Regions from separate parts of the Homo sapiens genome. Here regions 2 and 3 are each linked to region 1. The links are chromatin loops, found by intact Hi-C in ENCODE. Cell type or tissue: psoas muscle. All regions are shown on one strand.

Region 1 (5,000 bases):
CAGAATGCTTTCATTGATTTTTGCCAAACTCTTATATGGGTAGCCAAACTGTGATTGCAGTTGACCTAGGAGTGTAATTGTAAAGGTGAATGTTGGTTGATAAAACTGAAAAAGACAAAACTTAATTGGATTGTCAATGATGGGAGCAACTTCTTTGCTGAGTCAGAAAACGGTTTCAAATACTGGAAGAATATTTACTCAATTTTTGTGCTATTCATAATGTAACGGCTACAGACAACACATTAAGTTTTTGCTGTTGTTGAGATGGAATCTTTCTCTATTGCCCAGGCTGGAGTGCAATGGCGCTATCTTGGCTCACTGCAACCTCTGCCTCCCGGGTTCAAGCAATTCTCCTGCCTCGCTCCAGGTAATTTTTTGTATTCTTAGTAGAGACAGGGTTTCACCATGTTGGCCAGGCCAGTTTTGAACTCCTGACCTCAGGTGATCCACCCGCCTTGGCCTCCCAAAATGCTGGGATTACAGGCGTGAGCCACCGCGCCCACGCCCGGCCTTCTTATCTTTACACAGGGATAAGGATTGCAATTTTGCTTGCTTGCAGGCATGTTGTGAGGATCAAATAAGATCAAGCTTTTTGTGTGGAGGAGGTGAGACTGGAGGCAGGGAGCCCATTGAAATAGTCCCAGTGGGAGATATTGAGAGATGCAAGGGAAAAGGAGGAAGGATCAGCTGCAGAACTCAGTGACTTCTAATACCTGAGGGTGCATTGAGGGGAAGAGGGTGGAGGGTTGAGTCCTGCAACCAGAGGGACCTTTTCAGAATGGAAATGTGTTCATAGCCTGTGATTAAAATTGTTCATGGCTTCCCATTGTTCTTAGGCTAATGTGTGATCTTGTGATCTGACCCCTGTGTGATCTAACCCCTGCCTCTCTAGCCACATCCCCTGCTAAGCTCCACCTTGTTCTCTGTTCCCTGCATTCCCATCAACCTTGCGGCAGGCTCCCATACATGTGGGCAAGAAAAGCTATTCCCTTTTCTTGCAAGACTTTTCTCTTTTTGCTTAGTAAACTCCTACTCATCCTTCAGATTGAACTCACTCCTCACTACCTTAGGGAAATCTCCCTGCCTGGGCCCTTCCTCCTCCCCAGGCTCTGAGATCATTCCTTTGTTGCACTTACTTGCGCAGGTGTAATTTGCAATCTGTCTGTGGGGTCAGTTGATTAAAAGCTGTCCTCCCTACAAAACTGTAAATTCTATGAGGGCAGAAGCCATGTTTGCTTTTTGCCCCTTGGGGACTCTCCAGTGCCAAGGACAGTGCCTGGAATTGTTGTTCAACCTTAAGCCCTGTAAGAGTCTCCTGAGACAAATTCTGCACAACAGAATTAATTATCTTTCCTCACACATAAAGAGACAAAGTAAACCTCAGTGAGTTATTTAGCTAAAGTCACTCAATTCAAAAGGATGCAGTGAAAATCAAAACCAGCTCTGACTCCAGATAGTTCATTCTCTTCCCCTGGCTGCCTCTCAGGTGTCACTCAGGTTTCTGAAGAAAAGAAGAGCGATTGAGAGGGGCATGTTTACCCACGTCTGTAATTCCAGCGCTTGGGGAGGCCAAGGCAGGTCTTGGATCACTTGAGGCCAGGAGTTTAAGGCCAGCCAGGGCAACATAGCAACACTCTGGCTCTACAACAAATGTTAAAATTAGCCAGGCATGGTGGTGTGCCCAGATGTGGTCTCAGCTACTCAGGAGGCTGAGGCAGGAGGATTGCTTGAGCCCAGGAGGTGGAGACTGCAGTGAGCTGTGATCACACCACTGCACTCTAGCCTGGGTGACAGAGCAAGACCGTGTCTCTATATAGATAAATGAATAAAAGAAGAGAAATTGCTATAGAATCACACAACACCTGAGGCCTAAGAAGACTACCCAAGATCCCCAGCTTTCTCTCTGAGAAACTCTCTGGCCTCAGAGCCCATTACAAGCTGATTACAGGCAAGGTCCCTGGCTCTTCATCGCCCTCTGCTGTCCAGCTGCTTTCCTGGCCGTGGGAGAAGAGGACTGTGTGGGTTATCTGGAGTATCTCTACTTGCACGGAGTGCACAGAGGTACAGAGGAACACACGCGAGCTCTTTCTAAGGCAGGGCAAGCCATGGGGTAGACTTTTCCCATTTCCATAATTGTCCATTTCCGTAGCCCAGATCCTGGAAAAAACATTGAAAGTTAAATTCCAAGCAAAGAGGGTGTATCTTTGCATTTGTAGGACTTGAATTTGTGTTGGGGGTTGTTTGTTTGTTTTGAGACAGCATTTCATTCTTTTGTGTTTTTGTTTGTTTGTTTTGTTTTGTTTTTTTAGACGGAATTTTGCTCTTGTTGCCCAGGCTGGAGTGCAATGGCGCTATCTTGGCTCACTGCAACCTCTGCCTGCCAGGTTCAAGCGATTCTCCTGCCTCAGCCTCCCAAGTAGCTGGGATTACAGGCATGCGCCACCACGCCTAGCTAATTTTGTATTTTTAGTAGAGACAGAGTTTCTCCATGTTGGTCAGGCTCATCTCGATCTCCCAACCTCATTGATCTGCCTGCCTCAGCCTCCCGAAGTGCTGGGATTACAGGCGTGAGCCACGGCGCCCGGCCTCAGAGTTTCATTCTTGTTTCCCAGGCTGGAGTGCATAGGTATGATCTCGGCTCACTGCAACCTCTGCCTCCTGCGTTCAAGCAATTCTCCTGCCTCAGCCTCCTGAGTAGCTGAGATTACCGGCGCATGCCACCAGGCCCAGCTAATTTTTTTGTTTTTAGTAGAGACAGGGTTCCGCCATGTTGGCCAGGCTGGTCTCAAACTCCTGACCTCAATTGATCCACCTGCCTCAGCTTCCCAAAGTGTTGGGATTACAGGTGTGAGCCACTGCGCCCTGCCAAATTTATGTTTATTGAGCTGATTTTATGTTTAAATATACCTCTTTCACTGAGCACTATAAAAGTGGTCCTCAGCCGAGCGTGGTGGCTCAAGCCTATAATCCCAGCACTTTGGGAGGCCAAGGTAGGCGGATCACTTTAGCCTGGGAGTTTGTGACCAGGTTGGGCAACAAAGAGACCCAATGTTGTGAGGATGTCGTGAGACCTCGTCTCTACAAAAAATAAAAAAAAAATAGTTGGGCGTGGTGGCGTGCACCTGTAATCCCAGCTACTCAGGAGGCTGAGGCAGGAGAATCACTTGAGCCCAGGGGTCAGAAGTGGAGTGAGCTGTGTTCATGCCACTGCACCCCTGCCTGGGTGACAGAGTGAGAGACCCTGTCTCAAAAAAGTAAAACAGAAAATAAGGTGGGCACAGTGGCTCACGCCTATAATCACAACACTTTGGGAGGTTGAAGTGGGCGGATCACTTGAGCCCAGGAGTTTGAGACCAGCCAGGGCAGTAAGGCAAAACCCCATCTCTATTCCCACCGCCAAAAAAAAAATATATATATATATATATATATTTACCTGGGCATGATGGCACGCACCTGTAGTCTCAGCTACTTGGGAGGCTGAGGTGGGAGGATCCATTAAGCAAGCCCTGGCGGTGGAGGCTGCAGTGAGCCGTGATTGTGCCACTGCACTTTAGTCTGGGTGATAGACACTCCAGCTTGGGTGACTGAGTGAAACCCTGTCTCAAAAAAAAAAAAAAAGGTCCCTACAGAGATAGAGTCCTAGTTTTAAAAACTTTTATGAAGGATGACTTAAAGAATTTAAGGTCTGGCACAGTGGCTCACACCTGTAATCCTCGCACTTTGGGAGACCAAGGTAGAAGGATCACTTGAGCCCAGGAGTTTGAGACCACCCTCGACAACATAGTGAGACCTCATCTCCACAATTTTTTTTTTGGGCGGGGGGACGTTGTCTCTCTCTGTTGCCCAGACTGGAGTGCAGTGGTGCGATCTCGGCTCACTGCAACCTCTGCCTCCTGGGTTCAAGTAGTTCTCTGCCTCAGCCTCCCGAGTAGCTGGGATTACAAGTGCCCAACACCATGCCTGGCTAATTCTTCTGTATTTTTTAGTAGAGGCCGGGTTTCACCATCTTGGCCAGGCTGATTTTTTTTTTTTTTTTTTTTGAGTCAGAGTCTCGCTGTGTCGCCCAGGCTGGAGTGCGGTGGCGCGATGTCGGCTCACTGCAAGCTCTGCCTCCCGGGTTCACGCCATTCTCCTGCCTCAGCCTCCTGAGTCGCTGGGACTACAGGCGCCTGCCACCATACCCGGCTAATTTTTTTGTATTTTTAGTAGAGATGAGATTTCACCGTGTTAGCCAGGATGGTCCCCATCTCCTGACCTCGTGATCCACCCACCTCGGCCTCCCAAAGTGCTGGGATTACAGGCGTGAGCCACTGCCCCTGGCCAGCCAGGCTGATCTTGAACTCCTGACCTCGTGATCCACCCACCTCGGCCTCCCAAAGTGCTGGGATTACAGGCGTGAGCCACCGTGCTCGGCCTTTTTTTTTTTTTTTTTTTTAATTAGCCAGGTGTGGTGGCACATGCCTGTAGTCCCAGCTACTCAGGAGGCTGAGGTGGGAGGCTCACTTGAGCCTGGGAGGCCGAGGCTGTAGGAAGCCATGATCTCACCACTGCACTCCAGGCTGGTGATAGAGCGAGACCCTGCCTCAAAACAAAAAAATGATAAAGAATCTAAAGAAGTTCTGAGATTCATTTGGTCATTCAACGGTGGGCTAGGTTTGGGGATGCAGTGATAAATGAGACAGACACAATCCCTGTCCCTCTGGACTTTGTGGTTGGTCTAGTTAGTCTTAATCATGCCACTTTCTGAATATATGAGCAAACGCAAATAATTAAACATCTCCGAACCCGTGTTTCATTTGTTAAAATGGGTCAGTAATAATCCCCCCTTGACATGGCTATTGTGGGGAATTAAATGAAAACTTACGTGTAAAGGTACTTAATAAATTCTACAGTGCTATACAAATGTTAGTTAATACATTTTTTCCCAAGAAGCTTTTCATGGTAATAACTTAATACATTTTTTCCCAAGAAGCTTTTCATGATAAGTTACTATTGTCTTC
Region 2 (5,000 bases), 140 kb before region 1:
CTAAACCAGGGCCTCTTTCTCAGAGTGCAATTGACACTGGTCTCAGAAAGGTTCACCGGGACTTTGACCCAGCAATTCTACATCTAAGAATCTCCTTAGAGAGCACAGATCCAGGCGTGCAAGGACTTATTCAAGGAAAGCCATTGCAACAGGTTGTGTAATAGCAAACATTTGAAGACAACCTAAATATCCATCAATAGAGGAGTACTTAAAGAAATTGTAGTCTATTCAAACCATGAAATTCTATGTGGCTGATTTAAAAGAAGAATGAGGTAGAGCTCTCTGCACTGACACGAATGAATCTCAGAATTACAACTCTGCTTTTGTTAAAAACAACTCAACCAGCGGTGTGCTGGAGCCCGCTCACACCAGCTCCTGAGAGCGACTGTGTGCCTCTCTTCCCAATTCCATGTTGGTGACATCATGTTGGTGGCTTGAAATAAACCATGGTAGGAGTATTTACGCCATGGAAGCTGGAAAACGCTAGGCATTAGGGCTTTTTTCCCCCAGAGACAGATGTTAAACATCTGCCAGCACACCCCTGAACCCACCCAAATCCAAACCCCACGCAGGCACGTGTGTATCTCTGCCATGCATATAAGAGGGCCAGGAGAGAAACACAACAGATTGTGAATAAGCAGTTCAGCAAACGGCCAAAGCCCGTCGGTGCCCGACGCCTGGGGTGGAATCCTGGCTCTGCCATTTACAACCTGTGCGACCTTGGGCAAGGCATTAAACTTCTCTGAGCCTTGGTTTCCTAATCTGTAGAGGGAAGACAATAGCACCTTCCTCATGGAGTTGCTGTAGGGAGTTGTGCTTGGCACACTCTAATGCTCAGAAAGTGTTAGCCACAACCTCCCGTGAAAGGGAGCAGGACATTCACAGGGTCCTGTGCTGTTTTCTTCATTCACATCTGTACAATCTATGTTTTTTAAATAAGCTTTTGTGTTAAAAAAAAAAAAAAAAAAAAGCCAGCGTGGTGGCTCATGCCTGTAATCCCAGCATTTTGTGAGGCTGGGGCAGGCAGGAGGATTGATTGAGCCCAGGAGTGCAACACCAGTCTGAGCAACATAGTGAGAAACTCCCCCCATCTCTGAAAAAAAACTTTTAAATTAGCTGGGTGTGGTGGTGTTCACCTGCTGTCTCAGCTACTCAGGAGGCTGAGGTGGGAGGATCGCTTGAGCCCAGTAGCTTGAGGCTGCAATGAGCCGTGATTGCGCCACTGCACTCCAGCCTGGGCAACAGAGCAAGACTGTCTCAAAAAAAAAAAAAAAGAGTAAAACCAACAAACCAAATGCAAAAGTAGTGGTCAGGGTGAGGCACGGACTGGTGTCCCCTCCCCGCCCCACTTCCACCTCCTACTCACCATCAGTGAAAAGAGGCTCGGGCAGCTTTCGGAAGAAGGACTTGAGCAGGCTGCTGATCACATTGAGGTCTTGCCAGCGCTGGGGGAGGGGTCAGATGTCAGGCACAGGCAGGCCCAGCCCGATGCCCATGCCTCCACGATCATTCACCCCAGAGCCCAATCAAGCCCACCAGGCCCTCCCTGGGACCTACTTAGACCAAGCTCTCTACTCATCAGGATGGTGGCAGCAGAACTGAGTCCCCAGAGAGGTCCTGTGCCCACACTCACACTTGGCCCCAGCCCCTCCCTGCTCCTGCCAGTGCGTGGGCTCCAACACCTCCCCATGCACAGAAAGTCCCAGGCACTGTGGGGAGACAGTGAGTGGCAGCTGCTGCCTCCACTGGGCACAGTTTAAGCATCCGTGACACAGCAGTCATTCGTGCCGGCTCCTTCCTGTCTCAGGTCCTCTGCATGTGCTGGTTTCCTCAACCAGAACTTTCCTCCCCGCCTCCACACAACTGGCTCCTCATCCCCGCCTAAAAGTCGCTCTTCAAAGAGGCCTTCTCTGACCCTCATAGCTAAAGCAGCCACCTTCACCACTGCCCTGTCACCTGCACCCCAGCCCTGACTTTGTTTCCTTCCTGGCGCTTAACCCAATTTGTCATTATTTTCTGCTTTTGTTTCCGTGTTCATGCCTGTCTCCCTGCAGGACTGTAAGCTCCAGGAGGAGACAGGATCCCGTCTGTCTCATTTCCCACTGTGCTCCTATCACCTAGCAAGGACAGTTAACCTGGTACTTACATGGCCCTAAATCAGTAGTTCTAACAGAAGGAGGCAATTTTGTCCCCCAAACTCCCACTCCACCCACAGAGGACATTTGACAATGTCTGGAGCCATTTTGATTTTCCCAACTGGGAGGTGCCACTTGCATCTAGTGGATCGAGGCCAGGGATGATGTCAAATTCCCTCCAGTGCACAGGACAACCCCACACAACAAATAATTGTTCTTCCCAAAATGTCCACTGAGATTGAGAAACCCTACTCTAAAATAAATGGTTGTCGAGTACAAGAACTAACGGCCGGGTCGTTGTCCCTTCTGTCCTCCAGGGGGCACCATCACCCCACATTGCAACCAAGTTGGGCACAGCCGCCTCGCTGGGAATGGCTCAGAATAACTCAGGCCCAGAAAGCGACCTAATACCCCCAACAAAGAGACACAGTACAGCAGTACACACACTCATTACAATGGATCCACAGCTTAATGCCAGACAATCCCATAAACAATACACTCCCCACAGGCTCACCAGGGGTTAGATTCATCCCCCACTACACTTACTCCCAGCACGACCCACAACAAATGACACAATGATATCCAAGACAAAACAACACACCCAATATACCTCGTATGCCCCCAGCTGGCCCTGGCTTGGACCAGCTGCCTGCCAGCATGGCCCCCTCATCTCACACACACCCAGTGCGGCTCCTGCCCACCCGACTCCGTTACCTCCTGGCCCTCAGGTGTGAGCTCCTCTCATCTCCCAGCTGCCAAACCCAATGCCCTGGCCAGTGCTTCCTGGTTCCTCCAGAGTGAAGTGTCTGCCCTCACCCCAGCCTCACTGGCGGCCCTCTCCTTCTGTCCCACTCAGAGCGTGGCCCCTGCTGTTCTGCGGCCCACCCTTGGTCATCCCATGCCTCAGCTGCAGCAGGACCCATGCCACTCTCTAGTCCAGGCTCAATATAGCGCCTGTTTATGCCCTCACCCCATGCAAGGGACTTTCCACACCCCAAATCCAATGGAGCCACTCCCTGAGACGGCCCCTCCCTTCCGCCTCTCCTCACGCTGCCCCACTCCCTGGTTTCTGCCAAGGGAAGATACCACCAGCCCCAGCTCAAACATGCGGCTCTTCCTCGCCCCTCCTTCCTCCCTCTCATGCAGACAACTCTTAGGGTTGCTCCCATCCTCCCCCTTCCCCTGAGACCACCAAGTCCTCCCGACACTTAGCGCTTCCATAGATCAGTGACTTCTCCCCAGACCCCTGCCCTCCGCATTCGTATCCAATGGACATGAGCAGGAGCATTACTGTTTCTTGAACTTTGTTCTCACGATGCCTCCCCAGCTTAAGAACCATCAGAAGCTCCCTACTGTCCATCAGATCAAGGTCGAAGTCTTCAGTGAAGCCATCAAATGCCTTCTCTGTCCCCCTGGGGCCTCACCCTCCCCACCTCCAAGCCCAGGAGGTAGATCCACTCTCTGTCCTAACCCTCAAGCCCTCCCCGGCCCTTGCTGGGGTTTTGGAAAATGCCATCGTCTCACACCCCGAAAGGCTTCCCGTCCACCTGCCCCCTCCTATTCATTCCTCCAATACTCAAACCCTCCAGCCACCACCTGCTCCAGCCTGAGCACCCTCTCCTTCCTCATCACAGTGTGGTCCCTGATGAGAGATCATCTTTTTCTCTTGTCCACAATTTCACACACACTTGTCTCAGCTCCTCATTCTCCAAGGACAGGAAGACTTGTGTATTCCATGAGCCTTCACGTGTGTGATTCGTGGGACATCACTGCCCACGTTCACGGTTTTCCAAAATATCTTTTTTATCAGAGCCCCTTTGGGCAAATAAAATTGTACATGAAAACCCAGTACAACAGACAGGGCAAAGCAGGGTTGCTCTAGCAAGGACAGGGGGTCCTGACCTGCCCCTGGCCTCCCAAGGCCCCTCTGGGGAACCCTAGGACTCTGGGGAACACCCTTTGAGAATCGCCGGCCTTGCTGGAAACACTTAAGTGTGATTGCAGATCCCTTCACAGGCTGGTCTCATCTCGCCTGATCAGCCACTTCTCTTTCCATGTTGCAGCCACCCAAATTGCTGGCCATTCTAGAAAACATCATATATTCCCCTTTTTCTAAGCCGGCGGTTTGTAAACCATGGTCTGTAGGCAATATCTAGCCACAGCCTGCTTTTGGATGGCCCTTGAGCTAAGTATGGTTTTTACGTTGTTAAAGGATTAGGAAGAGAAGGAGGAGGAAGAGAAGGGGGGAACGCAACAGAGCAAACTACAGCAGAAAATATTTACCCTCTGCCTTCTACAGAGAAAGCTGGTTGACTCCTGGCACACTTTCCGCGTCTACACCATTGAGCAGGCCATTCTGCTGCCTGGAATGCCCTCACCTGGCTTTCACCGGCCTTTGGTGAACTCTACTCATCCTAAACACTCGGACAAAACTGCCATCTGTGAGCCTCTGCCTCAGAGCTCCCCAGGCCATGACTGCATTTACTTGGTCAGCTTCAGCCTGGGGTGATGCCCATCCCCGGGCTGGCCAGCGGGGGCAGGTCCCATCTTGCCCATCTTGGTGTTCTGGACCAATGCCGGGCATGTCATAGGGCACAATGCATGCAACACAATAGACCACAGAACTCTCCAAGCGGAGCACCACCCACACACCATCTCAGCCCCTCTTCCACAGACCCCCCAGCTTCACCCACCTCATCCTGCAGGTTGATGTCACCAGGCCCGCGGTTGAGCTGCTCCTGTAGGCTGGACACCACTGCATTGTTGCCGGGCACTCGGTAAATGCCTGTGGACTCCAGCCCTCGTGCCTCCACAATGCGACAGCATGCAGCCACGATTAAGGGGACGCGCTGGGGACACATGGGA
Region 3 (5,000 bases), 66 kb before region 1:
CTCCCACCTCAGCCTGAGCAGCAGGGACTACAAGTGCATGCCACCATGCCTGGCTAATTTTTTATTTTTTTAGAGACGGGGTCTCAGTATGTAGCCCAGGCTTCCATGGATATTTGTTATTTATTCTATCTCTTTGATAAAGTTAAAATAAGATACTTATCTCTTGATGAGTGTCTTGGCCAAAAACAATCTTTTAGGGGTTTAAAAAAAATGTTCCGGGTGGGTCAGCATCGAATTTTCCAACCATCTCTTCCAGAGGCTTCAAGAGGGAGGCAGACCAGGACTCACCTCCCAGACCTGCCATTTAATATTCGCGCAGTCTTGGGCAAGTGTTCTGACCTCTCTGCCCTGCAGCTCCCTTATCTGTAAACCAGACATGCTAACCGCACCACCTCACAGAGCTGTTGAAAGATGACATGAGAATGTGAGTCTAAAATGCTCGGTCTACTGGTGGGCACAGAAGTGATCAATAAAAGTTAAGCACCGGCAGGGTGTGGTGGCTCACGCCTGTAATCCCAGCACTTTGGGAGGCCGAGGCTAGCGGATCACCTGAGGCCAGGAGTTCGAGACTAGCCTGGCCAACAAGGTGAAACCCCGTCTCCACCAAAATTACAAAAAATTAGCTGGGCGTGATGGCACATGCCTATAATCCCAGCTACTAGGGAGGCTGAGGCAGGAGAAATTCTTGAACCTGGGAGGCGGAGGTTGCAGTGAGCCGAGATTGTGCCACTGCAGTCCAGCCTGGGTGACAGAGCGAGACTCCATCTCACAAAAAAAAAAAAAAAAAAAAAAGTTAAGTGCCTTCTACAAAGGGCTGAATTAATTCATTTTATGTTGATTATTATTAGTTTTAGTTCAGCAGGTGACGATTTCTGACCTTGTCCCCAAATTCTAGGAGGCTATACCCTGGCTACAACCGGGTGTTCCCTTTGCGGGTGGCACCTGCTTTCAGCCAGTTGGGGGCTAGAGGTGAAGAATGGCGGTTTCCAGCCTGGTGCTCATCCCTGCCCCCCAGTCTACTTCCTTCCACCTCGGTAGCCTCCAGGGCTCCCTGGGGAACAGGGAGAAGGTAGAAAGGGAGCTAAGAGCCACGGGTAAGGCAGACAACTCCCGGGGTGCCATGGGCCTAGGAAGGGAGGAAGGAGGGGGATTACCCAGGAGGGAGTGGAAGGAGATGAGAGGGAAGGAGGGGGGCGGCGGGTGGCAGGCCCCACTCCTGCACCTGCTGCTCTGAGAACAAAGCCAAGAATGATGCAATCCTGGCCTGGTGCAGCTGAGGCTGCAGGGCCCCGAGAGAGAAGTGGGTGTCAGGGGCGGGGAGGGCAGTGGGCAGCAGGGCAGGACGCCTGACCTTGATTCACAGCCAACGTGTGGCCCCTTCATGAGGACCCTCAGCCTCCTCCTGAAGCCCCTCACCCAGGGCCAGACCCCTCCCCAGTAGTCACAGCCACCTAATAGGCAGGAGTAGGGCATGATGCAACCAGGCCATCACTCCAGGCAGCCTCCTCAGAGGGAGGGGCATGAGGAGAGGCCCCATCCGGCTCTCAGGCCTCGGGCGGCCGGTCTCTGTCCGCACCCTCTCCATACTGGAGACAAAAAGGCAAAGTCCTCCGAGAAGGTGAGATGGGAAGGTTCAGGAGAGCCCTAACCCGGACCCTGCACAAAATAGTGCCTATTTATAGAATTAACTAGAACCCGCAGCAGACACGGACATGGTCCCGGGCCCCAGTCTCTCCCATGAGCAGCCATCAAGCAAGCGGGGGCGGGGTGCATGAACGTGGCATCCACCGTCCCCAGGTGTCCGCCTCGGCCCCCCAACTCTGCCCCGGAGCCAGGAGAACAAAGGCTTCTCGCTCTCCCTCCACCTGGAGGAGGGGGTCGTGTCCCACACACCAGGGCCAGGTGAGGGATGCCTCATGGGCCAGGGTCCCTGAAAGGGCAGGGCGTTTAATGGGCTAACAGAAGAGGACTGGAGACACCGTGTTTAGGAATATTTAAGTGCGGCCTCACCCCACCACCACCGAGGGGACCTGAGGGAACAGCAGGGTGGCTTAGCCCTGAGGAGCCACTAGGTGGCAGGAGAAGCCCAATGACTCACCCAGCTCTGCCCGCGGCCACCAGCAGCCTCCGGGCCCTTCCCCACCTGGAAGCTCCCTCCTCTCTTTTTCCCTACAGCCCGCTCCTCTGCGGCCTCCGGTAAGAGGAGCTTTTCATTCTTCCTCTGCCTTTGGCAAAAAGAATCTCAATCCTAGTTTTCAAAATACTGCTAACAGGGCCGGGCACAGTGGCTCACGCCTGTAATCCCAGCACTTTGGGAGGCCGAGGTGGGAGGATGGCTTGAGCCCAGAAGTTTGAAGTTGTAGTGAGCTACAATAGCGCTGTTGCACTCCAGCCTGGGTGATGGGCGAGACTCTTTCCCTCTCCCAGCAAAAAAAAAAAAAAAAAAAAAAAAAAAGCCCGCTAATAATAATGATCATGGGGCCAGGAACGGTGGCTCACGCCTGTAATCCCAGCACTTTGGAAGGTTGAGGCAGACGGATCACCTGAGGTCAGGAGTTCGAGACCAGCCTGGCCAACATGGTGAAACCTAGTCTCTACGAAAAATACAAAAATTAGCCAGGCGTGGTGGCAGACGCCTATAATCCCAGCTACTCAGGAGACTGAGGCAGGAGAATTGAACCCAGGAGGCAGAGGTTGCAGTGAGCTGAGATCTTGCCACTGCAATCCAGCCGGGGTGACAGAGAGATACCCTGTCTCAAAAATAATAATAATAATAATAATGATCATAATCAGTGCCGAGAGAGAGAGAGAGAGAGATGACACACATTTGAGACAGAGTCTCGCTGTGTTGCCCAGGCTGGAGTGCAATGGCACCATCACCATTCACTGTAGCCTGGACCTTCCAGGCTCAAGCGATCCTCTCACCTCAGCCTCCTGAGTAGCTGAAACTACAGGCGCACGCCACCATGCCCAGCTAATTTTTTACTGTTTATGAAGACAGGGTCTTGCTATGTCGCGCAGGCTTTTGTGGATATTTATTAAGTGCTCAAGATGTACCAGGCATTTTACACACATGTCTCATTTACTCACACATGAGGTAGGAAATAAAACTCAGGAGGAAACAGACCAAAAAAGCATAAAGTGCCCAAGATCACAAAACGAGCAGGCAGTAGAGCCGGGACTCAAACTTGGGTCAGCAAATCCTGGGCCAGGCCCTCCCCAGGAGTCTTAACAGGCAGGCAGGAGCATGGGAGGAAGCGAAGAGCCCGTGGATGCCCCTGAGATGTCTCATCTGCTATCCTCACCACCGCTCTCCCCCACAACCCCTTGAGATTCTAGGAGGGTGTCTTAGTCTTGGGAGTGAGATGTGAAAATGTTGTCTAAGTGATTCAAGCTCACAAAGCCTCTGCCCTGGCTGAGAACCACGGCACCATCCCCGAAGCCTCTCCGCCAGACTCCACAATGCATTCTGCGGTCTCCCCCACCAGCATTTGCTGAAAACAGTTCCCACATAAACTCCCATTCCAATATGGGAGCTCCCCGGTCCAGGCCCAAAGGTGATTCCAGCCTAGAAGACCTTTCCCCACTGCCACCTCCCTCCTGGCCTGGCTCTGCCTCTGACCTGCTCCATGGTTTTTGGCAAACATTCACAGGTATCCCTTCATGTGCTCGGCTGGGGGATGGGGGTCATCCCAGAAGATGAGCAAGACACAGAGCCCGCTCTCCACATGCAGTCGGCGTTTAACATGTCCAGAGCCGTATGGGATCCCAGTCAAAGACATATCTGCCCCGTATCCAGACAGGTTTTTCTTTGTTTTGAGACAGAGTTTTGCTCTGTCACCCAGGCTGGAGTGCAGTAGCTCAATCACAGCTCCCTGCAGCCTTGATCACCTGGGCTCAATCAATCCTCCTGCCTCAGTCTCTTAAATTGGTTGGGACTACAGGCACATGTCACCATGCCCAGCTAATTTTTTATTTTTTTTTCTTAGAGATGGGGTCTTGCCGGCCGGGCGCGGTGGCTCACGCCTGTAATCCCAGCACTTTGGGAGGCCGAGGTGGGTGGATCACGAGGTCAGGAGATCAAGACCATCCTGGCCAACATGGTGAAACCCCGTCTGTACTAAAAAAAAATACAAAAAATTAGCCAGGCGTGGTTGTGGGCATCTGTAGTCCTAGCTACTCGGGAGGCTGAGGCAGGAGAATGGCATGAACCCGGGAGGTGGAGCTTGCAGTGAGCCGACATCACGCCACTGCCCTCCAGCCTGGGTGACAGAGCGAGACTCCATCTCAAAAAAAAAAAAAAAAAAGAGATGGGGTCTTGCCATATTGCCTAGTCTGGTCTTGAGCTTCTGGGCTCAAGCAATGCTCCTGACTCTCTATTTTTTTTTTTTTTTTTGAGACCGAGTCTCCCTCTGTCACCCAGGCTGGAGTGCAGTGGCACGATCTCGGCTCACTGCAACCTCCGCCTCCCAGATTCAAGTGATTCTTCTGCCTCAGCCTCCTGATTAGCTGGGATTACAGGTGCCCACCACCACGCCCAGCTAATTTTTATATTTTTAGTAGAGATGGGGTTTCACCATGTTGGCCAGGCTGGTCTCAAACTCCTGACCTCAGGTGATCCACCTGCCTCTGCCTCCCAAAGAGCTGGGATTACAGGCATGAGCCACCATGCCTTCCCCATACTCCTGACTCTTAAAGTGCCGGGATTATAGGCGTGGGCTACTGCGCCGGACCCATATATCAGGTTTTTCAATACCAGGGCATGGGGAAGAAGAGGCACCAAGAGATGACACCCACTGCATAGTGAAACATCTTGACTTTATCGGTCTCACACACAGGACAGCTGTTGCCAAAGACCTTCCTACCCATTTCCAAACCTTCTCAATGTCCCCCAAGCTCAGCCATTACCATTTCCTCTTACTTTTCTCTCCCAGTATAAATCCAGCTAGCCTCTCCCGTTCTCCCATCATCCCTGGATCTGCAGAATAAGGGCCCAGAAA

Evidence for each region. Hi-C counts contacts between places; a loop is a spot of excess contacts. Peaks named below come from ENCODE experiments on the same cell type or tissue, not always from the same donor. Only the 100,000 strongest peaks of a DNase experiment are listed, where the experiment ranks them.
Region 2: a loop joins it to region 1, with 4 times the contacts of the local background. A loop is called at or near these places in 33 of 110 quality-filtered maps.
Region 3: a loop joins it to region 1, with 7 times the contacts of the local background. A loop is called at or near these places in 107 of 110 quality-filtered maps.

Annotation. Positions count from the first base shown.
Region 1 is chr17:38,346,285-38,351,284 of GRCh38, reverse strand. It overlaps LOC124903991 (a long non-coding RNA gene), which reads left to right and starts at 289. Exons shown (of 2, transcript XR_007065738.1): 1 at 289-367; 2 at 560-826. In psoas muscle, a CTCF peak has its summit at 1,970 (motif pointing left); a DNase peak (open chromatin) is centred at 1,984; H3K4me3 peaks cover 157 bases; H3K27ac peaks cover 1,029 bases.
Region 2 is chr17:38,482,507-38,487,506 of GRCh38, reverse strand. ARHGAP23 (Rho GTPase activating protein 23) reads right to left here. Exons shown (of 24, transcript NM_001199417.2): 16 at 4,829-4,984; 17 at 1,367-1,445. Among named protein-coding and RNA genes, the nearest start is that of ARHGAP23, 57 kb to the right of the region's middle. RefSeq lists an enhancer at 2,496-3,017. In psoas muscle, a CTCF peak has its summit at 2,452 (motif pointing right); a DNase peak (open chromatin) is centred at 2,466; H3K27ac peaks cover 448 bases.
Region 3 is chr17:38,411,967-38,416,966 of GRCh38, reverse strand. No RefSeq gene overlaps it. Among named protein-coding and RNA genes, the nearest start is that of ARHGAP23, 14 kb to the left of the region's middle. RefSeq lists enhancers at 326-1,260, 1,087-1,381, 1,261-2,196, 2,197-3,131. In psoas muscle, a CTCF peak has its summit at 2,064 (motif pointing right); DNase peaks (open chromatin) are centred at 1,256, 1,326 and 2,076; H3K4me3 peaks cover 1,021 bases.